Regions from separate parts of the Homo sapiens genome. Here regions 1, 2, 4, 5 and 6 are each linked to region 3. The links are chromatin loops, found by intact Hi-C in ENCODE. Cell type or tissue: heart left ventricle. All regions are shown on one strand. Links, peaks and the distances in the headings refer to the core of each region. The heading gives the core; the rest is flanking DNA.

Region 1 (5,355 bases), core at 281-5,280, 550 kb before region 3:
CACAAGATGGCAGTCAAGGTTTAATTTTAGGGAATAAAGCTAGCACTCCTTAAAAAATGCATTAAATACATAATTAAGTAAACTTATAAAAAACATGTTTAAATTCAATAACCCTGAAAGGACAACACGAACATATATTAAAAGAATCTACTCAGCATGAACGTTTTCCATATAAAGGGGATCAAACATAGGTATACCAAAAGAAAGATTACTTATCTTTTGTGAGTTAAAACATGCTCACAAAATCAGACACCAAAGAAATGTAGAAAAAATATGTATTAGTCTCTTAATTTAAAAGACAGGACAACTAAGTCCAGAGTGGGATTTACAGATATAAGAAAGTTTTTTTATTGGTATTTGATATTGCACAGATGTTCTTTTTTTACATATAAGAAAAAAAAGAACTAACATTGTTTAATAATAGAATTTAATATTGAGAAAAAACACAACTTTTTCACAAAATGTACACTTGATTGTGCTTGCGATTGGATAGGCAATATTTTTACACTTACCTGAACAATTTAAACTTTTATTAAGTACATATTAGTAGGCAAGAAAGAAACAGTTTAGTTTTAATTTGCAAATAAAATTTATGTTTATCAGTAACCTCAGGAAAACTCGCTAATCTCTGTGCCTCCATTTCTCTCACTGGTAAACTAGAGATAATATCCATCTCCACCTTTACGGAATGTCTGGGGCGTCAGGGGTTGGGGGATGGGTCTTAGGAGCGGTTATCCATTGAAAAGGAGGTTAGGAATCAGGTCTTGGGCTGTCAACAAGGCAAGCAAAGTGGTCTGACTTGGAGTACAGGTTGATTTGTTGTGGCTTTGAAGGAGGCTGATGGGTATTATTGTGGGTTACACTTACACGTGTGACTGTCAACTCCACAGGATGGCCAACATGAATTAGGAAATGAAGGGAGAACGCCGGGCATACAGGAAGTACTCAGCCATGTTAGTTCCGGTTCCCTCTATACCTACTCGGTATAAACAAGAAGCAATATTCTTTTCTAAAGCTACACCGAATGTAAACCACCACCAGGACTGATAAGTTTTATTTAGACAACTTGCTAGCTGCCAAAGCTTAGAATACTGATAAAGATTTTTCTGTTGTCACAGAAGCAATCATTAGCTAGAGTATGGCACAAACATAGTTTTATATGTGCACAACCAAGAACACTCGAAAGAACAGCTTTCATTGCTTTCTGATTTTATATCTTTTACTATTTCTCTGGAGAACTTAAATACAAACTACTGATTAGATTACAGATTCGTATCCTTTAACGGAAAGAAAGCACTTTCATGAATACAAAAGACACTCAAGCCAATAGGAAAGAAAAAAGGCTTTAGAAAGGAACACCAAACCAAATAATTGATTAATGAATATTTATGAGCTGCTTATAATGACAATGTTTCTATTAATAGTAACAAAGACTTGCCAAATTAGAGATTTTGCATAAAATATTCATGAAAGCCATTTACATTTCCAGTTTTCAATCACTGTTTCCAACTACACCTTAGAACTCCCAAAATAGAATCCTAAATCTTTACATTAGAATGAACCTTAAAAGTTTGCAACTCAATTTTATTTTTCTAAAATGAACTTTCTTCACATTTAATCCTAATACTAATTGAGAAAACAGGGTGAGGATGCGTTTTTCAACTAACATTAATTGAGTGCCTACTATTTGCCAGGCACCATGCTAGGTACAGAGAATGCAAAGGGACACAAACATCCCTGCCCTGGTCCCTCTTCATGAACAGATGAATTTCCACATCACACATGCTGAAAGACATGGGAACAGAGAATATGGAGAGAGAGGATGGGGTAACTGTGAATGCCTGAGCTTGTCAGTGACTGTCTCTACAAAAAGACATTTGGGCCAGCTCTTCACAACATCTTTGTGAAGCACTTCACCAGGCAGAAGAAATGATGGAGGTGGAGTAGAGAAGGAAAAGGAACCAGAGGCATATAGGAACTACAATAAATGTAGTTATGATAGGTGTTGTTTTCTAACCTGAGAAAAGACAAATTTTACATGTTTCCAACAGATTGTTTTTATTCTCTGAAAAGTAGGGTGGCATGAACTTTCATCTCCTCCTCTCCCCAGGAACTAAAATTTATTGAATGCCTATGTGTGATGCTATATTAATTTTTATTTTATATATGTAACAGATATATAATATACACATTTTTATATAATTTTTATTTATATCTCGAATGAAATCATATATATAAAATAATAAGCGTCAAATGCAAAACAACTTTGCAAGATAGGTAAGGTTATCTCCATTTAACAGATAAAAAAACAAGTTCAGAGTGGTTAAGAATTTCTCCAACATCTGTTTGACTCTGAAGCTCATGCTCTTCCCCTATGCTGCTTCCAAAGAAAGATTTTTCATCTGCAAATTGAATGAGGGCCACAGTAAAGTTTTAAAAGCATGAATAATAGCGAACTTTATGAGTGCTTGCCATGCACCAGATACTGTTTGAAGCATTTTACATATATTAATTTATTTAATCCTCACACCTTCCCTGGGAGGTAGGTACACTTATTACTGCCACTTAACAGATAAATCTGAGGCACAAAAAAAATCAGTGACCTTGCTCAAGGTCACAGAGCTGGTAATTGGCAGAGCCAGAATTCAAATCCAGACAGTCTGGCTCCAGTGCCCCTGCGCTTAAGAGCTCCACATTCCACTTTTTAACTGACAAAATCCTAGCTCTACACCAGCAGCAAAGACCTTGCTGATCCGAGGCAGAAGGTACAACGTGGTAAGGAGGTCTTAGGTCCCCAAATAATAGTGAGAAAAAAGAATTCAGTGTGGCTTAAGAATAAGGTATTGATTGATGAGGGGAGGGAAGGAAGTAGCAGGAGAGACAGGTTTCTCTTTTTCTTCAATGCTATGCAAATACAGGGTTCTCAATTTACATTTCCTGTTTTTTTGAAACAGGAAATTTCAGCGTAAGGAAAGCATTTTCGAATATTAAAAACTGAGAGATGCTTAATATGGCATGCACAATATAGACCAATTACTCATGTGCATAGATCCCCAAACATTTTCTACTTGATTCTCTATGAATTGTCCTCTTTATCATACCCCATGTATTTTGATGAACACAAGACTTTTGATAATTATTTGAAGAGAAGTTGAATTTTGCCATTCTTTAGATTTTTTAGATTTTACTATACCTCTAACATTTGCATAGTCAATATTTATGCCACAATAAAATGCAGATAAATATAATATCTTTTTAAAACTGCATTTAAATAGTGGAGTTTTTGACTAATCAACACCAGCGTTTTGAAGCAGCAAATATCACTTGATCTAAATATATTCTCATCAACCACCAGATGGCATAAGGTGTGAGGGTTTTATTCTGACAGGGTCACTATGCACATGATAATTTGACCTGTAACTTTGAAATAATGTATTTGGAAAAATGTTCCAGCACTCAAACAGCTCACAATTATTTTAGCCATATGTAGAAGTGGATGGATAAATTGAAAATGACACGGTTCTACTTTTTCTAAATTTTTGGGTTCTGCAGGATGTTGGCATTACATAATGAATCGATGATCAAACAAATAAAACAGTTCTGTTAAAGGAAATAAAAAAGGAAGTCACGTCAAAGAAAAATTAACCTTATATTCTAAGTAGGTTTCTTCAACTCTAAAAGAAACTTAAAACATGCCTTCAGGAAAAAAACATGCTTATACTCCTTCAAATTTTGCTGGATAAAAAACTTTCTACTTCCTGTAATTTATCCTGAAAGCAGAAAAGTATATCAAATGCAAAAGCTTTTCTCTACTTTAGCTTGAAAGAAAGTTGTTACAGAATCAACAGAAGAAAGAAAATCCAACTGAAAAACTCAGTCTGAACTATATGATGTTAAAGGATAGGGAATTACATTTTAATATACTCAATTTAAAAAAATATATTCAATTCCTCAGTTGCTTCAGAAATTCAAAATACAGCACGTTATCTTTATTCATCGTGTATTTCCATCTAGAAAAGAGGGCACTTGGTTAACAGTAAACTGAAGAGCTAAAAATTGAGATAAATGAGATAAACACAAAAAATAGGATCTTTAATTCCCCTACCTTTATGGTCACACACTCAGAGTACCTTGGAATGAGCACACCAGAAAAAATGACTAGCACAACACAGCCAATACCACAGAACTGAAATGGCATCTTTGTTGTAACATGATGAAGCAGAAAAACTGCCTTCAGGGGTCAAAAGACCAAAGATGAGATTAAGGTTCCTTCCTTAATGTGGTCTAAGAGTCAATGATTTCTAAAGATATAATAATTTATGTTTGTATTTTACTATATCCTTCTTCATTAGATTTAATATATTTGGTCTTGAATGAGAAATCTGTGGGAGAAGAAACAATGTTTGGAGCTACAAAAAGGATGAAAAGCTAATTGATGATATATAGTTTTTTGCTTTTCTTTTTTTTAAAAAAAAAGCTATTTCTAAGTCACATGTTGATAAGGATGATGGAAATGAGAGTAAGAGAAATAATGGGAAGGATATTACGAGATTTCTTCACTGCAGATCATGTCCTATCTCCATCTTTGGCAGCAAATATGTAGCAAAGATATTTCCTACCTGGGTTCATATGAAAGCAAGAAATGATCATTTCTTTTATTCTTGTTCTTATACTGAGAAAAGGGTATAAGTTGTTATTTCCAAGGGTTTCTTCTGTTATTTCCAAGTTGGATAGTAGAAAGTGGAATAATAGACAATTCAAGTTAATGTACACATTCAAGGCACTTCATATTTCTTACTTTAAATTCCATTCTTTCTGATGCTGTAGATCCATTTTCTTCCATTTGTAATACTGTCCAATGAAATTTGGAACTTTGAGCACTGAAATTAGAATATTAAAAAAAGAAGCTATACATACATTCTTTAATAATAGTTAATAGTTAAAAGTTAAAAATCATTCACTTCTCATTAACTTGATATGTGGCAATAACATGCACTATATAATTCAAGTCATATTACAATCCTTAGAAACTTTCCAAATTACTTGCTTTTATTGGAACATCATAATATTAGATATTGTTTGAAATAGATTATGACTTGGAAGTTATTTTCATTATAATGAAAAACATTATATATCCTTTATCATGTTAAATAAAATTTATAGGAGACCATTGTTTTGGACTGAGCACCTACCTTAGGCATTAACAGACCAAACAAAATGGAGTTACTCATGCTAAGTGTCATGCAATAAAACTGAAACTTTAAGGAAGCAGGACAATCTTAAGCAGATCAGTTTTTTCAAAAGAAGAGATTCACAGCCACCAGTCAGAAGGGGCCCAGTCAACTTGAAGTGGCA
Region 2 (5,355 bases), core at 96-5,095, 340 kb before region 3:
CTGTGTGAGAGACTTCAGAGTCAGGTTTAAAAAAACTTGAGGCAATCCCTCTGGGAGCCTTCAGTCACCAGTTACCCTGAGGCCACCACATGGAGAGTGCTTGGAGAGAATAAAGAGAAGCTCTTGGACATCTCTTGTGCAAACAACACTTGTGTGTGAAACAGCCCCAGCTGTTCCAGACTCCAGCTGTTTTTGTCTTCTCAGTCGAGACACCAGACATGTGAATGACAAAGTCTTTAAGATGACCCTAGACCCAGCCACCATCTGACTGCAACCACATGAGAGACTCTGCACAAGAATCATCTAGCTGATCCCAGTCAACTCTCAGAACCAGGAGAGAGAATAATAATACATGATTGTTGCTGGAAGCTACTATGTTTGTTGTGGTTTGTTACCTAGCAGGAGCTAACTGATACACAGCTCTCACTTGAGATTCTAAGGAGTGAAGTAAATTCTCTAGAAAAGCAGACATTTATTGGAGAAGTATCTTGTGACAGATTCCGTGCTAGGAAGTAAAAGCAATGACTTACACACAGTCCCTGGTTTCAAGGATCTCCCAGGGGAGATTCAATATGAACATGGATTATCACAAATATTAGGAAAGAATAGACCCAAGAGGCACAGAGAATACATGATGGGAGTATATTCTGGGAGACTCCTGGATGAACTCGCTGTGATCGTGGGCTAGCAAAGTTAGTAAAGTGCCCTCCAGATGGGAAACCCCAGGGAATGAAGTAAAAATAAACATAAAGAACTTTGGTCCTTCCACACTGTGAGTTTGTTGAGGACAAAAAACATGTACCCCAGTACCTGTCATGTAGCAGAATCTTGCTCAGTTTATATTTACTGGATGGATGGGTGGATGGATGGATGGATGGCACTAGGGAGCCAGCCTAGAAAGAACATTGGCTGGCCTGAGGACCAGAAGGCTAGGGATCGAGTCCTAGCTGTGTGACCCTGGGTAAATCACTTATTTTACCTGTCTATAGTCTTCAGTTTCCATATCTGTCTAATGTGAGGATAAGGCTAGGAGATCTCTGAGGTTTGTTCCCAACTCAAACCTTCTAGGGTACCAAAGGGCAAGTATGAACATCCATCTATGTGTTTACTTGGCCATCTCTATAATCAAATACACACCAGAGAGGTATCAATCTGTCTTTGTTAAGACTCTTTGATTACATGCAACAGGAACTAACTCAAGCCAGTGTAAGAGGGTGAGGAAAAGCAGACGAGGTGGATGGGGAATTTAACACAGGATGCAAGGGTTTCTTGTGAAACTCTGGCAAGATGTCTGGCCAGGTTTCGGGAGGAACGAGAACCAAGAACTGGAAAGCTGCCGGGAACCAGATCAGGAATCTCCCTCCACCCCCAGACTCTAATTCTCTTTATGAATCTGCTTAAATCTCTCTTTGAAAACCAGCTTTCTTGGCTTTTCTATGCACACAGTAGAAGATCAACACTCTATGGCCCCCAGATTGATCTCTTGGCACTAACAGCAACTGACAAACACTAACAGGCTACCTCTGAGTTCCAATTGCAAATTCCTGGGAAAGAGACTCTGGCGTAACCTGGGCCAGGTGTCCTCTCCCTGGTCCAATCAACTCTCACCAGAAGGACAGGGTTATAAATTCAAACATGGCTGCTGAAGGCCCCTCATGATGGGTCGTGAAAGCAGCTATCAGACAACAGAGGGCTATTATGAGGTAGGCAGCCTCCCTGAAAGGTATCGCATATAAAGTCCAAGAAAATGAAATAAACAATTTTTGTATGGATTATTGATAAGGACAAACATTGTCTAACTTAAGCTTCCTCTTCGTGTGCAATGGAACCCTTTCCAAAGCCACTTTAGAAACTCTGACAAACTTGAGGAAAATCAGTTAATTTTCAAATTCATCTAGGTTGCACACAAGCATCACTATTTTCTAGCACCTTTAGGATGATCTCACAAACATTATGATGATGGAGACTCATGAGGGGGCCTTGTGCTCTGGACTGCTAGTGTGTGCCACAGCCTCCTTTCTCATCACTTTACCAAAAGATGTGATTTGAAAAACATATGAAAATATTGCCACTGAACTCCCACACCAATTCCTGAAGAGCTACTGAGGATTTTGGTGTCACTTTAGAAGTCACTCTATTTGTGAATAGCCCAGCAAGAGAATCAGGTCAAGCTATTAGGGAGAGTCTATGGAAAGGTAGGTATCTACCTCGAGATTAATGATACTGAATAAAGGAAAAGCAGTTATTTTTGACATTTTGACCATCACTTTAGGGTCTGGTTCTTATTAGTTCCATTTCTTCCTTTTAAAAGGCTTATTTATTTATATATTTTAATGGAAAATGTCAGGAAATTTGGAACAGAAACTTACAATAAAACACATCCCCTGACCCTCTGATCTATCAATCTTTCAAATAAACAAGAATACTTACAGAAGCCTGGAAGAAGGCACTTCTTGGTAGTTACCTGATATTAGCCACCATAATGGTCATTATCTAGCAATTGTTTTTTGGGAAATGGAGTAGAATGGAGAGAATAGGAAGGAAAGAGAATGCAGATGAGTGAGTGAGAGAGAGTATGAGAGAGAAAGAGGGGGGACTCAATAATTCATTTTTGCTATAAATGCTTAAAAAACTTACAGGTGCCAAACAAGACACCCTCGTTCATATTTTTTCTCCAATCATTCCATTTTGGAAGCTACATTATTCACAAATGAGACATTCAAGAAACAAAAATTCTGAAATAAAAATGGGCACACCACCAGTGGAAAAGCAAACAAAAGCAGCTAATGTACTGTGGCTAAAAAAATTTTCAAACAAAGTGGCAGTAATTTACTGCCCTTGCTCTTAGCTAGACCCCATGAACATAATCAGAACCCCCAGGACTGATGGGAAAGTGTGATTTACAGTAAGTCTCAGGATAATAAAAAAAAAAAAAAATGAAAAAGCAAATTGTGCATGAACATGAAAGCTGTATTTCTTCCATTTTCAGCAATGGAATCAAATTTCCAGCCAGAATTTCAGGGTAAAATTAGAAGTCTTCAAGAAGTAAACTATGAGCCAACCAGCATCCCTACTTGGACACTGCTCCAGCTGCCTGAATGACGTAACTAACATTTAGAGATAACAGTGAATAGAAAGACACACACGACACCATCTGAATCACAGTAAAGAGATGGGTGGACCTGGGTTTGAGTCCTGGCTGTGTCACTTGTTCTCATGTATCCTTGAGCAAATTATTTCACATCTCCAAGCTCTAGTATTACCTGTTGCTTCAGACTGTTACACGGATTAAATGAGATAAAGTGTATAAAGCACTTAGGAAAGTGTTTGGCACATGCAAGTCTCAATAAATTTCATTATACATTTTAAATACAAATAGTACATTTTGATAAATGAGTTAGTGTTCTTAAGGTACTTAGAACAGTACCTGGTGCACAGTGAAGTTCTATATAAGGGTTTGTCATTATTATTACTATATAGTAAAACCTCCATTAATCAGGATGTCTAGACAATGAGGTAACTAAGTTAACTTATTTTCATGCTTAAAACCTCTAAACCACTTCAAGTTTTTGAAAATCCTTTTAAAATGTGTTAGTCTCTTTTCTAAGATTAGTAAGTAAAATATGTTAAGTATCAACTTAGAACTTTTACACAGGATCATGCATGGCTCCAGGAATACATGTCAGAAGTCCTGGGTTCTAGTACCACTCTGTTACTTGTCAGCAGTGTAACTCTGAGCCTCAGTTTACTCATCTGTGAAATAAAAGATCAGTTATGCTTTTCTCCCAGTTTTGGTGACTGTCAGATGCAACCACGTATATGCAATTATTTTGAAAACAACAAAATTAAGGTGAATTAAAAATAGCATAAATTTGTTATTATCATTCTTTAGAATACGATATCCTGTTTCTGGGGATGCATGTGCATAGGGGTATGGAGATTCCAGATTATACCAAGGACGTTGCACTTTCTGAAAACTGTGGTAAAATATACGTGACAAAACGTACAATTTTAATTATTTTTAAGTGTTTAGCTCAGTGGCATTAAGTACAATCATATTGTTATGCAACCATCACCACCATCCATCCCAAAACTTTTTTCATCTTCTCAAACTGAAACCTCGTGCCCACTAAAGACTAACTCCCCATTCTCCTTTCCTCCCAATCCCTGGCAACCACCATCTTACTTTCTGTCTATCAATTTCACTACTCTAGGTACCTCATATAAGTGGTGTCATACAGAATATTGTTTTTTAAAAAAAGTCTCTTGTTTATTTTCTTACCTTTTCCATCTTTGACTTTAAAAGTTGAGTACAAAAAGCAGTGGAAATTGAGAATTTCCTTTTGTGGGTCCTAAATCCTTGAGGCTTACAATAGGACTGTGATTAAGAAGAAACAAACATACACTTCCCTGATAGCATCCTCCAAGCTCTGATGGGGCTGACTGCTTGGTCTGGTCTCCATTGCAATCTTAGGATACTTTTGAGAAGCTATGATGTTATAAGGCTGTGCAGTGAGGACCAGGGGATGGAGTCTGGTCCCACCTCTGCCACAAAGTACTCTTGATATTGTGTGAACCATTCTTTTCTTTGGGTCATGTCTGTTAAGCTTCAGGCACAATGGGCTACATTATTCCAAAGTAGTGTCAACTTCATATTCAAGTGTTTTGATGGTATTTATTCCTTGCAAGACACTGCAAAATATAATTCTCTTCCTCCCCCAATCTCCATGCAGGAACAACATATTTTGCTTTTTGCATTTTTTTTTTTTTTTTTTTTTTTGAGACGGAGTCTCACTTTGCCAACTGGGCTGGACTGCAGTGGCACAATCTCGGCTCACTGCAAGCTCCTCCTCCCGGGTTCACACCATTCTCCTGCCTCAGCCTCCTGAGTAGCTGGGACTACAGGCACCCACCACCATGCCCGGCTAATTTTTTTATGTTTAGTAGAGACGGGGTTTCACTGTGGTAGCCAGGATGGTCTCGATCTCCTGACCTCATGATCCGCCCGCCTCAGCCTCCCAAAGTGCTGGGATTACAGGCATGAGCCACCGCGCCCGGCCATATTTTGTATAATGAAAATGGAAGAGGAGGAAGATACCTGTGATATTTTTCCTAGGAAAAGAAACCAGGGGGTAATATTGAACTGGTTTTGGATGTTACTGGCAGTTGATTCAGTGTTGTCATCTTTCTTCTGACCAGAAAAAAAAAAAGAGTTTCATAGCACAAGCCAAAATGTTATAGTGCATGCACACGCACACACAAACACACACACACAAAAGCAAAAGCTGTGTTCAAATTCAAGGCTATGCCTTCACAAGAAAAAAGAAATAATGAGTTAAACCATCTGAATTTAGA
Region 3 (5,355 bases), core at 76-5,075:
AAAGGAGTCTGGATCGTTAGATGCTGGCTAGTCTAGATGACTTGGAGGGACAATCTAGAGAGAGGAAACTGCAGGAACAAAAGCAAGGCATGGCAATAGGGAAGGACATGGTTATGTGGCCTGGAGTTTGCACTTGTCAACCAGAAGTCATTGAAAGTATCTAAGCAGGGCTGGGATGCAGTCAGATCTTGGTTTTAGAAAGCCCTGGCATCTATAACAGTGTTTGCACATAGTAGGAGCTTAGTAAATGTTTAGAAAAATGGATGAATGAATGAATGGCTTGAAGGAAACCTAGCCTCCATGGTATAAGCACTGAAGACATTCACACATCAATTTTAAAGTCCTCTGGGGTTGCATAAACATGTGTGCTCACACTGTACTGTGGGAACAAACTTGTATTTACAGAATGTTAGCACTGAAAGAGTCCCTGATGAGGAACCACTCCTGTCTAACTCTACCAACCCAGAAGCTGAGGCCCAGAGAGGGAAGTGGCTTGTTGAAGTGATTCATCTCATGACCCAGTCTCAATTTTGGCTGCTGCAAGTGTGACCATCCATAAGTCTAATGGCCTTTCTAAGTTTCTGATTTGATGAGGTGCTTGCTTTAGGGATTCTGTTTTTTCTCGAACACACATCTTTCATATTTCTATCTCCATAACTTGCTTATATGCCTGGGCCCCTGCTAGAATGCCTGCATCTGTATTCTTTCCAAAGATGATTCATCCTTCAAGCCTCTTTTCCTCCAAGAAGCCTCCCCTGACTACCCTGGCATAAGCGGTCTTTACTTTCACTAGCAGCAGTTCTTGAATACTTATTGTATGCTAAGAACTGTGCTTGGCAATTTACATTCATGCATTATTTATATGTAATAAATGTAAAATGTGTTTACATTTATTACTTAATCTTTACAAGAGGCCTATTAAATGTGGGCTATTGTTATCCCCAGTTTACAGAAAAGGGAATGAAATCCCCATCAATATAAGAGCTAGTCGTGTACTACACAGTGGGTTAAATTCTTTCCATGGATTATCTAGATTATCCTCACAACAACCCCATTAAGTTGGTACTGTTACTATCATTTTCACTGAACTGACAAGAAACCTGAGTCTCAGAATGGTGAACTTATTCAGATTCTCACAGAGATTAGGTCATGCATCCAGGATCAAACCCAGCCCCACTGGCTTCCCAGTGAGGATGATGACTTGCCCAGGGTCATCCCCAAGCACAGGTGGTACCCCCTGATCTGAAAGCCCATGCTTCACCCCCTGCTCTAGACAGCCTTCCATCACCCAACTGTCCATCCAAACCACCACTCACTTGGTTCTTTTTCTTGGTGGTTTTTTGTTTTTTGTTTTTGAGGCAGAGTCTCGCTGTGTCACTCAGGCTGGAGTGCAGTAGCAGGATCTCTGCTCACTGCAACCTCTGCCTCCCAGGTTCAAGCAATTCTCCTGCCTCAGCCTCCCGAGTAGCTGGGATTGACAGGCACCCACCACCATGCCTGGCTAATTTTTGTATTTTTAGTAGAGATGGGGCTTTGCCATGTTGGCGAGGCTGGTCTCGAACTTCAGACCTCAAGCGATCCACCTGCCTCGGCCTCCCAAAGTGCTGGGACTACAGGTGTAAGTCACCATGCCTGGCCCTCATATTATTTCATTAATGAATTATTCTTTACCCTTTAGATGGTATTTATTCATTTGTGTGTTGATTCATTGACTCTGTAAATATGCTTAGAACTTATGCTAAATGCCAGCTCTTTGAAAAGGTGTTTGATGAACAAGTCAACATGGTCTCTGGTCTCACAGAGTTTGCAATATGTTGGAGTGCCTTTTAAGTGGCAATCCTCATATTATTTATCTCTTTTTTTTTTTTTTTTTTTTGAGTCAGTCTCAGTCCATCACCATATTGGCCAGGCTGGTCTTGAACTCCTGACCTCAAGTGATCCACCAACCTTGGCTTCCCAAAGTGCTGGGATTACAGGTGTGAGCCACCGCGCCAGGCCCTTTACTTGTTATTAAATAGCATGTTTGTTCCTATGTTTTTCTTCTCTAGCTGGATCACAATTTCCTTCTGAACAGAAAACGTGCCTTTGAAACCTCGGTATCCCAACACATGAGTGCTTATGCAGTATTGATTAATTGGTTGATTAATAAGATGACTCAACTACAGAATTAATTTTGCATTTTTTTTTTTAGTATGGAGGTGTTTGTATAAACCAGCAGCCCAAAGGTACATTGCAGAAATGGTGATTGCAAATCCCATTTACTTTTCATACCTTATAAAGTACAGCCCAAAATAAAAATGTCATGTGCTTAAAAGAAAAAAAAAATTGAAATTCATATCTCTCTTGAAGGATTACCTTTTTTAAACACCCCTGAGTCCCTAGAATGCCACCAAGTAGTTGCTCTATAAATACTGTTAATCAATTGGTGCATAGAGACACATTATATCTTAACAGTGAGGAATATTTTTGTTAGGTTTTTGGTCCCCTAGACTTTTATTGTAGCTTAAGTCCCATTGATTTTACACTGGACCTGATTTCTTTATGTGAATTTCCTTCCTCAATAACATAAGGGCCTACTCCCTGAGAACAGATTGTAAAGTTTTGAAATAGCTTTGTACAAGGAAAAAAAAAAAAAGCAAGCAAGCAAGAAAGAAAAGATTTTACTGCCAGACTATTTTTCCAGCTCTTACATCAGAAGTCAGATGTTGCCTGTTGGTTTCCTTCGCTAAGGACCAGCTTTAATCCATCGTGTTGTCGCCTTCTACTGGTGACAAATGGAAGGTGACTTGTTCTATAAGGCTAGGGCGTGGAAGCTTTTTGCCTTTAAAATATTCAGCTGCTTTTGTAGCTAAGAACATTTTGTTTTCAACAGTAAATCTACCAGCCGGTGGCAGGCTCGATTTACTCACCTAAATAAAAATCTTTCCCCAATTCTCAGGGCCCTCCAGGACTAATTTTACAGCAACTCTTACTTTCATTGTATCATATTCATATCCTACAATTTCACTCCATCAGAGCTTCTCCTAAGGAACTCTATTTTTCATCATTGTTTCCTCTGCACCTAGCACAGGTCTGGAGACAGAGTAGTTACACAATAAATGTTCATTGAATACATGTATGTGGAAATTAATTAAAGCATGAAAGGAAGGGAGCTCCAGAGGGAGATTTTCTTTTAATTTTTTTTTTTGTTTGAGACGAGGTCTCACTATGTTGCCCAAGCTGGTCTCAAACTCCTGAGCTCAAGCAATCCATCCGCCTTGGCCTCCCAGACAAACTGCTAGGATTACAGGCATGAACCACCGCGCCTGGCTAAGAGAGGGAGATTTTCTATATGTCTCTCAGCTGGTGGCAAGCTGCAGAAAGCCACATTTGGTTTCGTCATCAAGAAGTGCTTCAAAATTTTCATCAGCAGATTCTAAAATCAGGGTAAAAACTATTTTTTCCCTTTTCCTCTTTTTCCTGTAGCTGAGCAGAATTAAATGCCTGACATTGTTTAAATCAAGGTCATTAGGCTCTCAGACTCTCAGGCTGTGCTTTTCACTTTTTTCTTTGAGGTTCTTGGTAATTGCAGGGCAGCTGAGTTTTTTTTTTTTTTTTTCTAGAAGGCAGAATCAAAGAAACTAGTCAGCATAGCTGTGATGGACATTTGCAGGTTGTACTGTCTAGCATCAATCTTCCTTTCCATTAGGGGAACACCTGTTGTGGGTAGCTTGAAGGGACAGTGCCCTGCCTCCTTCTCCTGGTCTCCTGGCAGCCACGAACCTGGCATGTAAGCCAACATCAGCCAGTTGAATACTCTTTGACTCATGAGGGGATGGTGAAACTTGAAAGGTCATTACAGTTATTTTATAGTAGCAGTTGTGGGGGTGAAGGGCACAGACCCAGGGATAAGCTTGGCTGGAGAGTCCATGCTTCCATCAGGAGGCCATGCCCCAGACATAGCACCTTCCAGGCAGTGAAAGTTGGGGCTCCAGCATCTCCAAGCGTCTTGGCCCTCTGGAGTTGTCTTGTGTAATGGTTAATATTGTAATATTGTAATGGTTAATATTGAGTGTCAACTTGATTGGATTGAAGGATGCCGAGTACTGTTCCTAGGTGTGTCTGTGACGGTGTTGCCAAAGGAGATTAACATTTGAGTCAGTGGACTGGGAAGGTCAGACCCACCTTAATCTGGGTGGCAAAATCTAATCAGCTGCCAGCGCAGCCAGAATAAAAGCAGGCAAAAGAACATGGAAAGAGTAGACTGGTTTAGTCTTCTGGCCTACATCCTTCTCCTGCACTGAATGCTTCCTGCCCTCAAACATTGGACTCCAAGTTCTTCACCTTTGGGACTCAGACTGGTGTCCTTGCTCCTCTGCCTGCAGATGGTCTATTGTGAGACCTCACCTTGTGATTGTGTGAGTCAATACTCCTTAATAAACTCTCCTTTATATATACATCTATCCTATTAGTTCTGTCCCTCTACGGAACCCTGACTAATACACCTTGGCTCTAGCCTCTGTTCCAAACATGGTCTTCCAGACTTTCTGGAAATTTTGTGAGCCCACATTGGAAGATTTTCCAATTAATTACCCTTTTGACTCAACTAAACCAAAATCAGTTTCTGCTACTTGCATTACTTGCATCTGAAAAAAATTTAATGAATTTATAATGAGCAAAGGAAAAGAGAAGTCAAAAAAAAAGAGAAAGAGAAAAAGAATGAAAAAAGGAAGGAAGAAAGGAAGGAAGGGAGGGAGGGAGATGAAAGAGAAAGATCCTGGAGTCTTCTGGTTGGCAAATGTGTGCCTATCATATGCTCAATGTATAGTAGGCACTAAAGTTGGATCAAAGAAAAGTTCCTTTATGAAAAACATTAACATATTACAGGATGCTTGTTTGGTAGTCTCCTTACCTGATCCCCATCTCAGCTCTAGAGTTGAGTCAGATAAACTCAAATCACCTACTCAAAGCATGTGGTCCATCCAGCAGGAACCACCTGTGAACTTGGAGAAATGCTGAATCTCAAATGGTCCCCAGACTTACTGAATCGGAATCTGCACTTACACAAGGTCCCCAGTGCACATTACAGTTTGAGAAACACCGTCTGTGAGACCATAATTACGTTGCTTACTCTCTCATGTCTCAGAGTTTTCATCTGTACAATGTAAAAAATAATAAGACCTAATTCATGTATACGGTAGAAGCATATGAAATTGTAAGTATTAAACCAGTTTGACCTATTCTAACCTACTACTTGTTTTTAGGATTCAATCAAACTTTCCATAGAAAGTGCTTATCACAGTGCCTGGCACAAAGGTAAAATCGGAAAGCCTGGGATGTGGAGAAATGCCTGCACATGGGTGCCCTGCTATTGTG
Region 4 (5,355 bases), core at 69-5,068, 210 kb before region 3:
AAGTTTCAGATGCAGAATAATATAGATTTTGGATATGAAAGGATTTTTTGATTCATAAATAAGACTGAGGAGCCATAAAGCAGATTTATTTCTCTAGCTTTGGTATCAGGACAAAAAGAACTGCCCAAGACCTAAGATTTGCTAGTAACTCACCTGGGCACTGGGATAAGTCACTGCCCAGGATTGGAACACATGTTTTCACCTTTCAAATGATTAATTACATTGAAATCCATGCACAAGAAGTGTTTCAAGTTCTAGTAACCTCCTGGTAAGAATTTAATCTGAACTTTGGCAACCTTGCACACTGCTAGGCACAGAAACTATTCTTCCAGTGAACTAATGCTTAAGAGGGGATTCAAAGGCTCAGTGAACTTTAGAAGTAGAAGGGACTATAGCTCTAAATTTCACATTTTATATGAGAAAACCACAGCCCAGCCACCTACATGGCCTGACTTACTCAATGTCACATATCTGGTTTGTGGCAAAGCTATCTTTTTAAATAATAAAATAACAGCTACCACTTAAGTGTAATGTGCCTGGCAAGCACTGAACACTTAGCATAGCTGGTTTCATTTCATCTTTAAAATAACCCCAGGAGGTGGGAATCAATGGCCTCTTTACAGAGAAGGAAACTGAGGCTCAGAAAGCTTAAGTAATTTGCCTGGCTTAAGCAATCACCAGCCGGCCGCCCAAGCCCCATGCTTATTATTTGCCAACATCGCCAAGTCCCTGTCCAACGTGCTGCTCCCACACCATACTCCTGGGCAAAATATTATAACAACCACTCTCAGCCTAGAATGTCCTAGCCTCTGAGATACGACAGATATTCTAGCATCATGAGACCCAAAGTATCTGGGGGCGAAAGCTGTGGAGAGAGCTGTCCATAATCTAAGCAGTTTAATATTTTGCCTTTTAAACCATTTTACCTTCTCTTCTCCCAAATCCAACCAACAAACAACAGTTAAATATTCATTTCTGGGGCGATCATTTTGTTTTCCTCCTGGTCTTTCCTGAATTGATTTTCACAACTTTTCTCTCCTGCCTGTGGCTCTGGATAAAGTAATATTGAAGCATTCACTTTGCTTTGGATTTGGGAAACTTAGGACTTTTCTTTTGACAAAAAAATAAGAATAAAGTTTCACGTGTAACAAAAGAGGGTCTTTGGATTTGTACATATGCCTCAGTGGTGAGCAAAATGGAGAATGGTATTTCAGAAACTTAAAATAAAACTAAAGCACATATGTTCTGTAAAAAGCATTGTTTGACAAGATCAAATTACCCCAAGAGAGGGAACTGATTTCACTAACTGCCTCTCTTGCACATCTGAATCTCCCCCATGAATCTGGCAGACAGGGTGGGGGTGAAAGGGGTTAAACCCCACCCAGATGCACCTGGGTAATTACCCTCTGGACACTTACTAAAGAGCAGACTGCAGCGCTTAACCTTGAGCAGGCACAGGAGGGGTTACGGGAACTGACACAGCTGGATTTGCATTGAAGAAAAATCCATGGAACAGGCCTGAATAGCCACAAGCTGTGCAAGATTCTTGGAAAGGTCATTCGCAGGCATACATAAAATGTCTTTTACAAACACACACATACACACAAATCTTGATAGCACGTGCGCTTCTGAGGTGAAACCAGATGTTTACAAAATGATCCTTGCTTTCTACAAAAGAGGACACAGGAGGAGAGATCACTCCTGTAATCCATACCAAAGCATAGGACTTCGGGTTATCAGGACCCGTATCTATGAGGCTGAGGGTGTGTAGAACAGGCAGTTGACTCTGAAACGTTCACAGAGGTGGATGATTTTTCATCTAGTTTGTTTTGGTTAGTGCCCTAGAACAAGGCCTCAAAACAATCCCATTTGCCAAGATCTGTTCTTCCCCATATTATAAGCATGTTGTATTCCACCTTTGCTTATAAAATGTCTATAGGAAATAACAAGAATCCAGATTACCTAAAAACATTCTAAATGGAACCGTTTGATTACATTTAGCTAATTATCAGTAATAATTATGATATTCCCTGATCTATGAAGTCCCAATAACCTCAAGTACATTATTTTATGTTAATTATTATCGAGTTAAGTAACTAAAAATTCCTGTTACTTGAGGAATTGAGCTATAAATTACAGCAAAATTTTCGCATTTTTCTTATGAGACTATTTGGTTGTTTTGTTTATAATTTTTGAATTTAGTTCCTTTTTTCTAATTTTAAGTTAGACTCTTATCTGCACCTTCTTCTTCCTAAGGTCAAGCTAGAACGTCAATAGGATGAGCTTTTCCATGATGGTGCATGTCTATTACCATGTATGCTTTGCCATGACCCAAACAACAGATTATAGATATCTTGTGACAGCTTTTTCCATCCTCAACTTAACTAGTGTTTTCACATTTTATTATCTTAAAAACTACATCCGTTTCTGCATGCTATATGTCAATTAATATAAACTTGTATACCCTTTGTTTCATTACCATCTGCATTAGAAAGTTGATTAGTTTTCTTCACATACAGAGGAACTTAAAGCATAAGGAAGAAAATTAAAACTCATAATCCCATCACCTGATTTTTAAAACTTGTTAATATCCTGGGTATATTAAGGTCTGTAGTAAGGCAAAACATTTGAGAATATTAAAAAAGCTAAAAAGCATAATTTTAAAAAATACCTTTAAATCCCTGAGTATGCACTTAAAATCAACAAATAGTTTGTGTCCACATTGCTTATAGAATTGAGGAGATGGAAATGGCTTCAGAGATTCCTAGTTCAACTGCACTATTGAATCCAGAAGGTTAGGCAATTTATTTTCTTGGCCAGTGAGTGGCTCCATCAGACTCCCAATCTGCCCTCCATGTTCTCTGCACTAAGACAAACTCCCCTCCACTACTCTCTTGCCTCTGAAGCAGTGTGGCTGAGTAGGTGACATAAGATAGGGCCCAGGGAAGGCTCTTAACAACAGGAAGGATGAGGAGCTGTAACAAGCAGGAGCTAAGACACCAGCCTGGGTGTGCGATCCCACGAGGAGCCAGTTAAAATGTAGGTTAAGGCATGGGCTGATATGCTAGGGCTGCTATAACCAAGTGCCACAGAATCAAACAACAGGAATTTGTCTCACAATTCTGGAAATTAGGAGTCTGAGATCAAGATATCAGCAGGTTGGCCTCCTCTGAAGCTTCCCTCCTTGGCTTACAGATGGCTGTCTTCTGTCCTCTCCTCGCATCTTCACTGGTCTTTCTTCTGTAGGGATGAGTTTCCTAATCTCCTCGTCTTATAAGGACAACAGTCAAATAGGATTAGGGCTCACCCTAATGACTTCATTTTAACTTAATCTGTTTAACAGCCCCATCTCCAAATATAGTCTCTTCCTAAGGAGTTAGGCTTAGGCCTTCAATATACGAATTTAAAGAGAAGGAGGAAGGGACACACCTCAATTCATAACAGGCTGGTTTAAAGTTGCTGTTAGTCTGGTTGGATTTGGAGACTTGGGACTAAATGAATTGAGAAGTCCAGACACAAGCTGGCAAAGGAAAAACTGCCAGGTCTATGAAGCACAGGGGCCACCTTACATCCTGGGGAAATCCTGAGGAAAAGAGCCTGGGACTGTGAGTCAAGGGCATGGCTCTTCCAACTCTGCCAACATCTGGCTATGAGACCTTGAGCAAGATCCTTGTTTATCTGGGCCTCAGTTTCCTCCTCTATAACATGGGCACACAACGTCAGTTTAAAATGAATCACTAGATGATGTCTAAATTCTCTAGAAACCCGTAATCCACAAAAAGCACACAACACTCAGATTTCACTTCCTGTATCATCGCAATCTTGTCACACTCTTCCCTAGAGACTTGAGTTCTTCAGCTCCATCATGGGGCTCCCCTGAACTGATGCCCCTGACCTGGCCCCGCTTCCCTACCATTCCCTGACTGTTCTCCTCTTCTATCAATGTCTAGAAAAATCCTTCCCTTTCCTGCCATATCCCCCATTCTCAAGACTCTGCTCAAATGCAGCCTCCTTCATAAAACCTTTCCTAAGCAGAGGTCTCTCCCTTGTATTGTTTGGTTTTACCTCTTTTACTGGACACCTGTCATTCTCCCTGGTCTCATGATTATTTCGTTTCTTATAACTATCTACATAGACTCTTGAGTAAAGAATATCTAAAGTATGCTACCTGCTGTGTAAGAAAAAAAGAGAATGAGAAAATATATCTATATATAAAAATATATCTATATGTCATACAACTATATAGATATATATAGTTATGTTTATATATGCTTATATAGCTATATAGTTATATAATCTGTGCACATTTTGCAAAAGCAAATACAGTAAAGTTAAACCAGAAACAAATGAGACTGAGCACCTATGGACATGGGGTGAGCAGGAATGAGGTGGAAATGATGGGAGGGTGGAAAGGAGCAGAAGGAAGATGAGAGGGACATGTCTTTGAGTATTTCTTTTTGTATCATTCTGACTTCCAAAACATATGAATGTTTCACACATAAACAGACAAACACATAAATAAAATCAGTGAAGTGGGTAAAAAAAAAAACCTAAAATGGAAGACAAACTAAATAAATGAACCCAACTATATTTCAAATGAATGACATCATCAAGTGGGAGTGGAAGGGAGAAATATCCCTGGCACTCCAACCCGAAATTCAACTAAAGAAAATATACTTTAATCTGAACCTAGGTCTGTGAAGATTTAATGAAGAAAAGGCAGGGAGGGTGCATTCAAAAAAGTTAGCTAACTGCCGATTAAGTTTATTTCCCAGCTGATAGGGCAGAGATTAGTAGACTCCTACCTGATATCCAGCCCCTCCTTTTCCCTTATCTTAACAGAACCCTGATTTTATTGGGGGCAACAATGTGCTCAGCTAAAAAGCTTTTTCCAGCCTCCCTGGCAGCTGAGGGTGGTCATGTGACATGGTTTTGGCACATGAGATGGACTGGGAAGTGACTAGGTAGGGTTTCTGAGCAAGCTTTTGAAAGAGGGCTGATTCAGCTTGTGCCTACACTTTGCCCATCTCATTCTTCTAACAAGAACATGGACGTGAGGCAGAAGGAGGATCAGCAAACTTAGGACTACAGATGAGAAGCACACACTAAGGATGACTGGCGGAAACAGAAAAGGTGTCTGGGTCCCAGAAGACATTATGGGATGGAAATGTCAGTTTCCATGGAAATGTCTACTGCCTATCTCCTGTTTTCATTACATGAGAGAATTAAAACATGAGTTTTAGGAACTCTCCATAACTTATTAAGCCAATACTTTTCAGGTGTCTGAACTCACAGCTGAATGCAGATTGTAATACAGCTGTGGCTAGTGATGGAGCTAGATTTATAATCCACATC
Region 5 (5,355 bases), core at 160-5,159, 180 kb before region 3:
ATTTTCCTCTTTAAAATTAAAATATAAATCTTCCCTTTAAAAATCAATATCCCTTAAATTTTCTCTAATAAAGAAAAATATAGAGATCTCCTCCGGCCTGCTGTAAGAAGCAATGCTATTTACTTACTGAGTCTTCAGCCATCCTGTACATTTCTATTGTCCTCCCTGTAACCTTGTGCTACCTTCCTGAAAATGCCACCTCACCCTACTCCCTCCAGGGCCAATCCCTTTACCACAATTTTACAAATGAAGAGTAAAAAGTATAGGCTAAAATGCATTTTACTCTTGCCAAGTGCCAGATCTTACACGAGTGCCTTATACACATTGTCAGGCAATTATTACAACGTCAGGTGATGTGCGTTATGATCCCCATCAGACAGATGAGGAAACTTGAGACTTGAGTTCAGCAATTTGCCCTCATCACACATTGAGCAGCAGAGGCACATCTGAATCTATGTTGATCTGGCTCCGAAGCCTAACTTTTTAACCACTATGGCCTTCCACACGCAGAGGAATTTAACTCTGTACCCAGAGGAATTTTTCTTTCAACTCTGGGCAAAGTTATTAACTGATTGGGTCTTGGTAGCTGAATATGAACAAAACTGAAAGCCAGGCCCTTTCCATTAAACCAAGCATGTAAGGGGAAATAACTCTGCCTCACTAGAAAATCTTAAGTTGGACACATGAAAGAGAAAGTTAGCGCTAATCATTGTGTGCCCTCGTTTTCTAAGAAAGTTTTTCCTTTCCAAGAAAGGAAAAACAATGCACATGGCATACCAGGTAGAGTTGTTTAATGTTATTTCATTGCAGAAAAGTTATTGCTTTCTAAGACAAAGCTATTTATTTTTTTTCTGGCAACTCAATGGCAAGTAAGAATATAATACATGAGATTCTCACTGGATGAGCTAAGCAGTCTTCTACTTGCTGTATTTTGGCTTTAGGGGATGAGGCTGTGTAGTGCAACCTCATTGCTGTATAGCCAACCTAAAACATAGCCTTGAAACGACAAAAAGAAGAGGAAGAAAGAGAACGAATGAAAGAACTGACCTAAACACATGTTCTCACACACACACGCGCACACACACACACACACACACACACACACACACACACCCCTTTCGTGGAAACACATGCATACATACTCTTTCATGGAAACAGCTTCCAATTTGTTTCATAATTGCATTGAGTCATCTGGGCTAACATTCAGACCATTTCTCAAATTCACCATGCCCCTTACAGACATAAAAATTAGGCATTTAAGGAAATTTCCCTCCTCTCCATCTAATATATTTCACTTTAGGTAGTTGGATGGAGGTGGTTGGGGGAAGAGGGGGCAGAAGTTTTGGAAATCAGAGTTGATGAATTGCAAACGTGTGCAAGTGATGCACAGGGTGGGAGGAAGTAAAAAATGAAATTCTTCTGTGAAAATAATGCACATGTCCCAGGAAAATCAGTCACACATTTTTTATGAATCAATAGACCAGTGCTTTCTTTATATGTGTGCCAAGCAGCATTCCTGGATAACTGTTCCATGTCTCATGAGGTGTAAGCCACTTCACTCCATCTTATTAGAAACATTCAAAACAAGGCAAAGATTTTGAAACCCATAAAATTTATGAAATCCTAAGCATACCAAAGACAGAATGAACGAGGGACTCCTCTATTTAACTGGCTTTAACTTACATTCACTTTCGCAGCTTAACCCACCTTTAAAATCCCACCAAGATTTGAAAACATTAATAACTATAAACCATTTTAAAATATAGTCTCCCACTTTCTCAACAACCTCAAAACTCACTTGCTTAAAACTTCAAGGACACAAAAATAAATCCCAGAGTGCCAGGAAAATTGACTATAACCTTTGTCACTCACCTGATTGCTTACCCACCTCACAGGCCATTTGCAAGATTAGTAGGCAATGTAGCTACCAGACTTTGTATTCCCTCTAAATTCCAGACAGTAGTTAATGAGGAGAGAAGTGATCAAGGAAGCCTATTTATTCTGAAGCCCAGTTCATGGTGGCAAGCAGAATACATTCTTCAGAACAACCAATCAATACACCACCATAAACTTGTGAGTGTGCAGTTTTAAGTAACATAGAAGTATTTAATTTTTCTACTACAAGGTAGACTGAAGGGAAAACTCAGTTTAAATATTTACTATTTTAATTTAGCAGTGATTATAAACATGGCATACCAGGTAAAGTTAAGAAAGAAGAAAAAAAGCAAGTGTAAACCATGGCTCTGCCCTCAAGGTTCTTAATTAGGGCTCAGAAATTCAACTGATTTTATTCTTTAATGCCCTTTTCACAGACGAGGAAACAGAAGCTTAGAAAGGCAAAGTAATTTCCCCCAAAACACACAGCAGAGCTAAGATTTAAACATAGCCCTGTCTAATTCTAAAGCCTTGCTGAAAAAACTAACTGCACTTCAGATAGTAAGACCTGGACGTTTTTCATTGTAAATTCAATAAAAGCTAACACAGAGTGCTTATTTCACTCCAGGCATTGTTGTAGGCACTCAGCACAAACTAATTTATTTACTCCTTATAATAACTGTATAAATAAGTACTATGATTACCCCTGACTTTACAAATGAAGACAAGTTTACAGAGAGGTTAAACAACTTGCCTAGGGTCAAACATTTCATAAATGGTAAGTCTGAATTCAAACCAAGACAGCCGGCTTCAGGCTGTTCTCTATGCCATTCCATTATCTACCTGTCTAAGGCATGGTGGCCCCAAAAGGTCCAGCAAATGCTGGTTCCATTAGTAGGATAATAACAATACCCAGAACCTTAAAAGAAATGCTCCACCATACTCTATGCTTATCAGATTATACCTGGTCTACTTCATTCAGATATCTTTACAGTATTTTACAAAAAAAAATTGATGAAATGAAACTTGCCCTGTGGAGAGCAAGAAGGAGAGAAAATGTGGAAGCAATGTCCAAAGATCATGGAGAAATTGGGGCTGTTTGACCTGGACAAGGAAACTTCAAGGGCACACATTTATCATCCTCCAAAAATGTCAAGAGGGCCTTAACCACTCTAAGAAGAAGTAGGAAGCAGCCCAGGGACCTTACTCATTCATCATTCATTTGCTTTTTTACTGAGTGGCCTGTAGGTGTCAAATGGAGAAAATGCTCCCTAGCTTAATAACTTTTGTACTTCAGAAGTGGAAGTACAGCTCACTCATCAATGAAATTCTTTTCCCAGAATGTATCCAGCAGAAGTGGGAAGAACAGATAACAGAGACCAACCATCTCAGCACCCGGTGGAAAGTTGGACAAGTGATCTATGAGACCTTGCTAATAAGCAGATGCTATGATTCATGTATCCTGTCCTGCACTACCACTGCCAAAAAATGCCATCAAAATCCTCACAAATTACAGCTCTTAATTATCTTTAAGAGGCCAAAAGAAGCAACCTTCAAAAAAGAAGGAAAAAAAAGTCTTAAATGGCTTTTACATTGAGAATTTGACAAGTTTAAACAAAAGTGAAACATACCACACTTTGAAAATATGCCAAAGGACTACTTGTGTTCTAAAACAAGAGAGTAATTATGCAGGAAAAATGCAATTTCTCTCCTCCATTTCCTTTATCTCAAGTTCCTCTCTCATTAATTTATTCATGAACATATCTCAATAATAACTATCTTGTACTTAGAGAGTATCTTGCCCATTTTTAAATGTTTTTACATAAACAAGAAACTGGCATCAGCATCATGGTTCTCTCTGAGCGACGAGACCAGTTCTTAACAGGTTAGCCCTGAGCAACATACAGCAGTAGCGGTCTCTCACCACTGGCTACTCTAGCAAAACATTTTACAATTTCTGAGTCAGGAGAAGTATCTAAGGTCAAGATCTATAAACACATTCCAGAATATGAGCACTTCCAAGTAAAAAAACCAATCAAACCCACTGCAATGGGCAGACAATCCTTCCCATGGACTACTGTAATCTTTGTTAAAATTAAGATTCATGCTTATTTTAGTTTTGCTATTAGTGTGGCTTTTTAAAATTTCTTTTTTCTTGAACCATGTATTACTTGGAAAAAAAACATAATAAAAATATTCTGCTATTTCAAGACATCCTTCTAGATAGGATAATGAATTTTCCATAGATAAAGAATATTCTACCTGCACCAGTCCTGTGAGTTTTTAGTGATACTTTTTCTTTTGACTTGATCAATGGACTGAGAGATTGCATGAATCAGTCAAAACAATTTAAATGAATCTACGAAGAGACAGTAACAGGATTCTACCATGTCAGGATAAGACTCCAGCCTAGGCCTGCTCACTCCTTCTGGGTGTTGCTTCAATGCAAGTTTTTGTTTGTTGGTTTTGTTTTGTTTTTTAAAGAACGGGTTGGAGGAGTGGGGTGGGAGATAATACACACTAAGAAGAAAAACAAACTCTCCCAACAACAACAAGAAAATTCTTACTCTATAGTTTACAATACTATTGGAAACAGAAATATCATTTAGCTGTAGCCAGAATCACTCAAACAGGCACTCAGCCCTGAATCAAGGAGCAAACATATCAGTGGAAGGTACGTGTCTCCATGTAGCCTTGATGACTCCAGAACTAAGAACAAAGAGAAATCATAGCAGGATCTGGTGACAGCAGTTCACAGCAGGTCTCTCACATCACTTACAACCTCGATTTGGGGGGAGGAGAGAGAAGAGAAAAAAGAAAAGAGAAGACAGAATACCTCTCTATTGGAACACTGTCTCCAAAAAAATAAAATCATAAATATATCTGAAAATCCTGGGAATGTAAATACCCTCTCAAATCATCTCCCACCCTCTCACTGTCCTTCTTTGGGTTTGAGGAACCAAAAGAGATTATAAAAACCACAACATATTCTTGCTATTGTGGGATTTGAAGAAACCAAGAGATTGTGACTAACAAAGTCTATGAAGATAATTGTGTTTCCATTAGCACCACTAATGAAGAGAAGTGAGAGATAAATAATGGACAATCCAAAAACCATTTGTATTTGATCCTACAGTAAGATAGATGAGTTCTCTTGCATTAGGCTAGGCTTCCTAAATATTTCCCCACTTTTTAAGCCAAGGATAAAATCAGACTGCCTTCAAGAACACACACTAACCAATGATGGAAGAAAAGGCCAAGAAAGGCTGGGTGGCCTTGGACAAATCTGAGAGGAATTCAACTTGGTGGTGTGTATATCTTTCAATCTATCCTTTAGGGAACACCAACTATATGTCAGGAGCTACGTTCACTACTTACATTATCACCTCTACTAAGTGTTTGGATAGCACTGCCCTATAAGTACTACCAACCCCATGTTGCAGGGAGAAAAAAAAAATAAGCAAAAGGAGGTTAAAGAAC
Region 6 (5,355 bases), core at 277-5,276, 450 kb before region 3:
TCTCCAGGATTTCACATTCATCGCGACACAAGTCACGGGGCTTTGGGACGGATGAAGTTTCATCGCAGTACGGGAAGGCATAGTGGCACAGGGAAGGAATGGCGAACTGAGAACACTTATCAGATAAGTGACTGGAAGTGCCAATCATAGTGAAGGCAGCTGGAAAACAAACACAATTATTAACTCCCAGAGGCCAGGGTTTATCTTCTTTGGTTATCTAGTCAACGGATATCAGATATAAACACACATTGCAAGGAATCCGCCGTGCTGAAACAGACAAGGCCCAGAGAAGGAGATTCATTTCAGATGTCTAAGCAGCTTACTTTCACTGGCTTGAAAAAAACCATTTTGACTACAAAGTTAATAAAACAGGATTAAATTACATATGTACCATTTCCTAATAAAAAAATTAATTAAGTTAAAGTACAATATATTTTTCATTTTTTACTACAAAGCAATCGAACTTTGTGTTTCATCTGGTGCTTTTTATTAGTTTTGTGAGGCTTCTAAAACATTTGACAGCTGTAGGGACAGAACTTGTTTCCGCAGTGGCTGAGCCTGAGCACAGGATCCAGTTCTGTGTCTTGCTGGACGGCAAGAGTTGCTGGATGACTTAGGGTAACTTGCTTAATTTCTTTGTGGCTGGAATACTTTCTACTCCATCTTCTGAAAATGAGGCAACTCACTTGGAAGTTCTCAAAGAGCACAGTACAATTGTTCCAATGTGTATCATCGAATATTAGTGGTTCCTTAGCTTAATCTCTTACTAGTAGGGTAAGATGCACAAAAAGCGCACCAGCCTACCTTTGAATACCGCTATTGACAAGGAGCTTACACCTCACAAGGAAACCTAGGAGGTTGCTGATACATTATTTCCCCAAGTATGTTGCTCAGAACATTAATCATGTGAAATAGAATAGTGCTTGAGAAACAAGCCAACAAGTTTGGGAAACGCTGGGATAAACAAAGGTAAATGAATTTAAAAAAAAACTTTCCACCAGGCTGATACCCATTAGAAATCTCCAAGAGAGGATTTTTATAAATAGGTTACCAATTATTTACATCAAAACTTCCACTTTTTTTTTTTTTTTTTTTTTTTTTTTGAGACAGTCTCACTCTGTCGCCCAGGCTGGAGTGCAGGGTTACGCTCTCAGCTCAGTGCAACTTCTGCCTTCCAGTTTCAAGGGATTCTCATGCCTCAGCCTCCCACATAGCTGGGACTACAGGCATGTGCCACCACACCCAGCTGATATTTGTATTGTTTTTTAGTAGAGATGTGGTTTTGCTATGTAGGCCGGGCTGGTCTCGAACTCCTGGCCTCAAGTGATCTGCCCACCTCAGCTTCCCAAAGTGCTGGGATTACAGGAGTGAGCCACTGTGCCTGGCCCAAAATGTCTACTTGCTTTTGTGGATATTCAGTTAAAAGTACATTAAGGCATTCTTACATTAGGTTGAAATGGGTGTTTAACAGCTCCTCCCTGTCAGTCTTACTGCTCTTTGAAATTTCAGAATTCTCTTCCTGTTGAAATGAGGGCTTCAGAAAATGGCAACTACCTATTCCTACAGTTGCTTCTTTTGGTTGGTTAAAAAGTCCTCCAGGAGGCTGATGCAGGAGAATGGCATGAACCTAGGAAGCAGAGCTTGCAGTGAGCCGAGATCGCGCCACTGCATTCCAGCCTGGGTGACAGAGCGAGACTCCATCTCAAAAAAAAAAAAAAAAAGTCCTCCTCCCTCTTCCCCCCAGCCTCCTCTCAGTTCCTTCACATTCCTCATAGCACATAGCTTCCACATAGCTTCTGGGCCTTTTGCTGTTCTATGTTTCTGCCTTGGGTTTGTTCTTACCTCTCCTAGACCCTAGGGTTGCCAGATAAAGAAAAAGACAACGGTTACATTTTAATTTCAGATAAATATTTATGACATACTTATACTAAAAAATTATTCGTTGTTTATCTGAAATTCAAATGTTACTGGGTATCCTGAATTTTTATTTGCTAGATATGGCAACCTCATTAGAATGTCATGAAGACAATGTGAATGGATTGCAAAGGATACGTGACACAGAGGCATCATAACTACACTAATGGAAGGGGACAAAGCTGCTGTAACCACCAGAACGATGCGTGCAAAATCCTATGAGGCAGCCTATGCTACTTTAACTCATGTGTGCTAGTAAGTGCTTCGCTATTAGATTTCTATCAAAAGGATACTTTCAATTAAGAAAAATGAAGAGTGAAATATTGAAAGCTAGAGCAAGAAGAGACCAATGGTCATCTTGCTTCATCACTCATTTCACAGATGAAGAAGGGGACTTTTTGGGAAAGTAAGCGATTTCCCCAAAGTTCACTGTCATAATAGTTCTGGGATGAGTGTCCAGAACTCTAAACTCTAAATTCATCCCCTCTCAGTCGACATCATGTTGCTTCTAAACAGTAAGCTCTGTGAGGGCAGAGACGTACCTGGCTTATTTACACACCATCACCTCTCCCATTCAGATTCAGTTCCTGGTACGGTGAAAGCACTTAATAATATTTATTGAGTGTTTGAATGAATGTGAGATTTCACAAAGCTTCCTTTTCCTCTAAGAGCAACCTTCAATAAATTACTTTAATGTAAATTCCAGAGCACAGAGATCATGTCTCATGCTTTTTTATGGTCCTGCTCCCAACCTCCATGCTGAGCTTAATCCTTTGTCAAGAGAGGAGCTCAATAAAACTTTTGGCGAGAAAAATAGTTATTCAAGGGACAAATATAATTTCATTGGTGCTACCTACCTGTGATCTGATTTTCTATTTCCCCTTGCATGTGCAAAGACTCCATATAGACGGTGCGGTTGCCAATAAATCTTGCACATGCAATCCCTCTGTATGGCTGACAGAATCCATCTTCTTCATACTCATCTCTGAAAGAAAGCATAGACAGACATTAGCTGATGCACCACATACATACAGGGCACAGCAAGCTCTGACTGCGCGATACCCTAAATAGTCACTAGGGGGCACAGTTGGGCACAATATACAAAAGACTGGGCTAAGGAATTGGGCTTTTGCTCAGTTCTTAAAACATCTGTTGGTCACATTGGTCAAGTTTCCTACACCCCCAGAAAGTCATCCTGAAGCACAAAATCATCCTTAAATATGGGAGAAAATGCTTTTATTTTCGCAGCTGGTGGTGGGCTGGAAGATGATGTAGTTATAGGAGTAAAGAGGAAATGAGTTGGAAATCTGGGCACATGTTCTACAGTTTTTTGTTTTTTAAGCACAGATTATTTCTGCTTCATTTGCTACAAAGGCGTGGGCGAACAGATCCACTCCAACTGACACGTCAATTAGGGGGATCCATGGGGTGAGAAGCTGGGTGCAGCTGGAAAGAAACCCGAGGGTAGCCCAGTTAGGTGACTCTTCACTGCTGAACCTCCATTATCTCTACCCTGCCCAAAGAGGACCAGGGCAAACCATAGTCTGGAGAGTTTGAATTGAGTCACTAAATCCAAGGAAATCTAGAGAAAATGTCCATGGAAAGTTTGCTTTCATGCTTCTCTACAATTTAAAAAAATAGTCTTATTAAAATTTTGCGGCCTCAAAATTATAAGACTTTTTTTATAAGGAGGGGTAATAGATTTCATCTTGAAGACAGAGGGACACCAGAAATGACATGATTCATGTGCCAGGTAAAAGGACTGGAGATCTAAGGCTGGAGATGAAGACCCAAGATGGCAGGCTCAACCTGAAAGGGCAGAGGCTACCATCTCCCACGAGGGCCTACGATGAGCACAAGATCCCTCGAGTGCAGAACATCCAGCTGTTTCTCAAAGGCAGACCATAGCCAAACCAAAGTCTGCCTGCCACGTGTATAAGTTGACTTCAACCCTGGATGCTCCTCCTCAATATATCATCTCAAAAAAAAAAAAAAAAATACACCGTTTTTCCCCTTTGGTTTCTTCTAAGTAAAAATCCCTCAGAGCAAAGTCAGGAGAACAAAATTCTCTTCCTGAGTTTAACATTTGGGCATCCTTAGGCAAGCTGTCTGAGCCCTCTGAGCCACAATTTTCTCATCTACAAGTTGGACACAGTAACTGACTTCTCTGCCCTACATGGGAAAGTCATTATGATCCCATCAGATAATGTAAAAGCTTTTTTAAATTGTAGAGATAATATATGGCTATTCTTAAAGTATTTACAATGACCAAAGGGACATTTATTTAAAAGACAGTTATTTACTAAGCTCCCACATCGTAAGAGGCACTGCGGTTAGTGCTGTGGTGCTCACTTCCCAGCTTGAAGGTCTAGCGTAGGAGTCTAGAAAGTCAAAGTATAGGAGCAAACCAAGTGGAAAAATCACCTGATAGGACACTAATTTTCTGCTTCTCTCTACTCCCATTCATTAAAAGAATCATTTTAAAGGTGAAAGTGGGGGAAGTATCTTCAGTTTAGTACTGAAAATAGTTTGTGTTGCAAAGCTCTTAAAAACTTAACCTTTAAATACACATACAAATGAATATATCATATACCTGACATAAAGACATTGAAATTTTACTGTTGCACAATCCTGCAAGCACTCCACATGTTTACTTTCATAAATCCTAGAGTAATGCTGAAGCCTTTTTGGCTTAAATTTTACTTGGGTTGTAAAATTAACCCAACTTTTATTGGGTAACTAATACCATAAACCTATGGGGAGAAAGAAGGTTCTTGATGACCCACACTTGGATCTTGGAAACCTAAGTACAGAGACCAGAATACACCCCCATGCCACCCCCCTGCTATTACAGATGATGCTTTTCTATCCCTAGGCATTAGCAGAGCCCTGGATTTTTAAGGTGTCATTATGAGAACACTTCTTTCTCCCCCACATTAAACTCTCAAGGCTTCAATTTATATCTCTTGGGAGGACAAAACCCTGGAATTACCCCCAGATATAAATCCCCAACCTACTGGGAGTTCCCATATTTTATGTGTGAGGCTTAGGCTAAACTTCTTACCACCTTTCCAGTTCAAGACTCTTAAAAAGACTCTTTGAATACTTTTTTTCAGAATAAAATGGAATGCAATTCCTTGGCTGCACATTTCTTATCAAAGGCTTAGAACTGCAGGTGTATTAAATTTTTGACTATTCCCAGAATTCCTACTATCCTGTTCAGTCTCCTGGGAGACAGATTTTTTAAAAAAGAACACAAAAAAACCCCAAAACCAGTATGTACTGTTATCTGCTGGGGAGTGGTTCTGTCTTGGCTCCTTATGAGAATCGCCTTGGCAGCACACTGGGAGGCCGAGACGGGTGGATCATCTGAGGTCAGGAGTTCAAGACCAGCCTAGTCAACATGGTGAAACCCCATCTCTACTAAAAATACAAAAATTA

The links. Peaks named below come from ENCODE experiments on the same cell type or tissue, not always from the same donor. Only the 100,000 strongest peaks of a DNase experiment are listed, where the experiment ranks them.
Region 1: a loop joins it to region 3, with 5 times the contacts of the local background. A loop is called at or near these places in 63 of 110 quality-filtered maps.
Region 2: a loop joins it to region 3, with 2.3 times the contacts of the local background. A loop is called at or near these places in 16 of 110 quality-filtered maps.
Region 4: a loop joins it to region 3, with 2.4 times the contacts of the local background. A loop is called at or near these places in 30 of 110 quality-filtered maps.
Region 5: a loop joins it to region 3, with 2.5 times the contacts of the local background. A loop is called at or near these places in 7 of 110 quality-filtered maps.
Region 6: a loop joins it to region 3, with 7 times the contacts of the local background. A loop is called at or near these places in 83 of 110 quality-filtered maps.

What each region holds. Positions count from the first base shown.
Region 1 is chr1:64,241,177-64,246,531 of GRCh38, reverse strand. It overlaps UBE2U (ubiquitin conjugating enzyme E2 U), which reads right to left. Exons shown (of 10, transcript NM_001366232.2): 8 at 4,799-4,880. Among named protein-coding and RNA genes, the nearest start is that of UBE2U, 40 kb to the right of the region's middle. In heart left ventricle, for the core only: a CTCF peak has its summit at 3,353 (motif pointing right); no DNase peak of the experiment used is centred there; H3K4me3 peaks cover 273 bases.
Region 2 is chr1:64,031,766-64,037,120 of GRCh38, reverse strand. The region is part of intron 2 of ROR1 (receptor tyrosine kinase like orphan receptor 1); the gene reads right to left. LOC105378772 (a long non-coding RNA gene) reads left to right here and starts at 2,108. Exons shown (of 2, transcript XR_947458.3): 1 at 2,108-2,195; 2 at 2,990-3,186. In heart left ventricle, for the core only: no CTCF peak of the experiment used is centred there; no DNase peak of the experiment used is centred there.
Region 3 is chr1:63,689,516-63,694,870 of GRCh38, reverse strand. All of the region lies in intron 1 of LOC105378771 (a long non-coding RNA gene), which reads right to left. Among named protein-coding and RNA genes, the nearest start is that of ROR1, 82 kb to the left of the region's middle. In heart left ventricle, for the core only: a CTCF peak has its summit at 2,760 (motif pointing left); no DNase peak of the experiment used is centred there; H3K27ac peaks cover 658 bases.
Region 4 is chr1:63,902,629-63,907,983 of GRCh38, reverse strand. All of the region lies in intron 1 of ROR1 (receptor tyrosine kinase like orphan receptor 1), which reads right to left. Among named protein-coding and RNA genes, the nearest start is that of ROR1, 130 kb to the right of the region's middle. RefSeq lists an enhancer at 1,231-1,755. In heart left ventricle, for the core only: no CTCF peak of the experiment used is centred there; no DNase peak of the experiment used is centred there.
Region 5 is chr1:63,872,404-63,877,758 of GRCh38, reverse strand. All of the region lies in intron 1 of ROR1 (receptor tyrosine kinase like orphan receptor 1), which reads right to left. Among named protein-coding and RNA genes, the nearest start is that of ROR1, 100 kb to the right of the region's middle. In heart left ventricle, for the core only: no CTCF peak of the experiment used is centred there; no DNase peak of the experiment used is centred there.
Region 6 is chr1:64,134,913-64,140,267 of GRCh38, reverse strand. It overlaps ROR1 (receptor tyrosine kinase like orphan receptor 1), which reads right to left. Exons shown (of 9, transcript NM_005012.4): 5 at 2,772-2,899; 6 at 1-159. Among named protein-coding and RNA genes, the nearest start is that of ROR1-AS1, 25 kb to the right of the region's middle. In heart left ventricle, for the core only: a CTCF peak has its summit at 2,980 (motif pointing right); no DNase peak of the experiment used is centred there.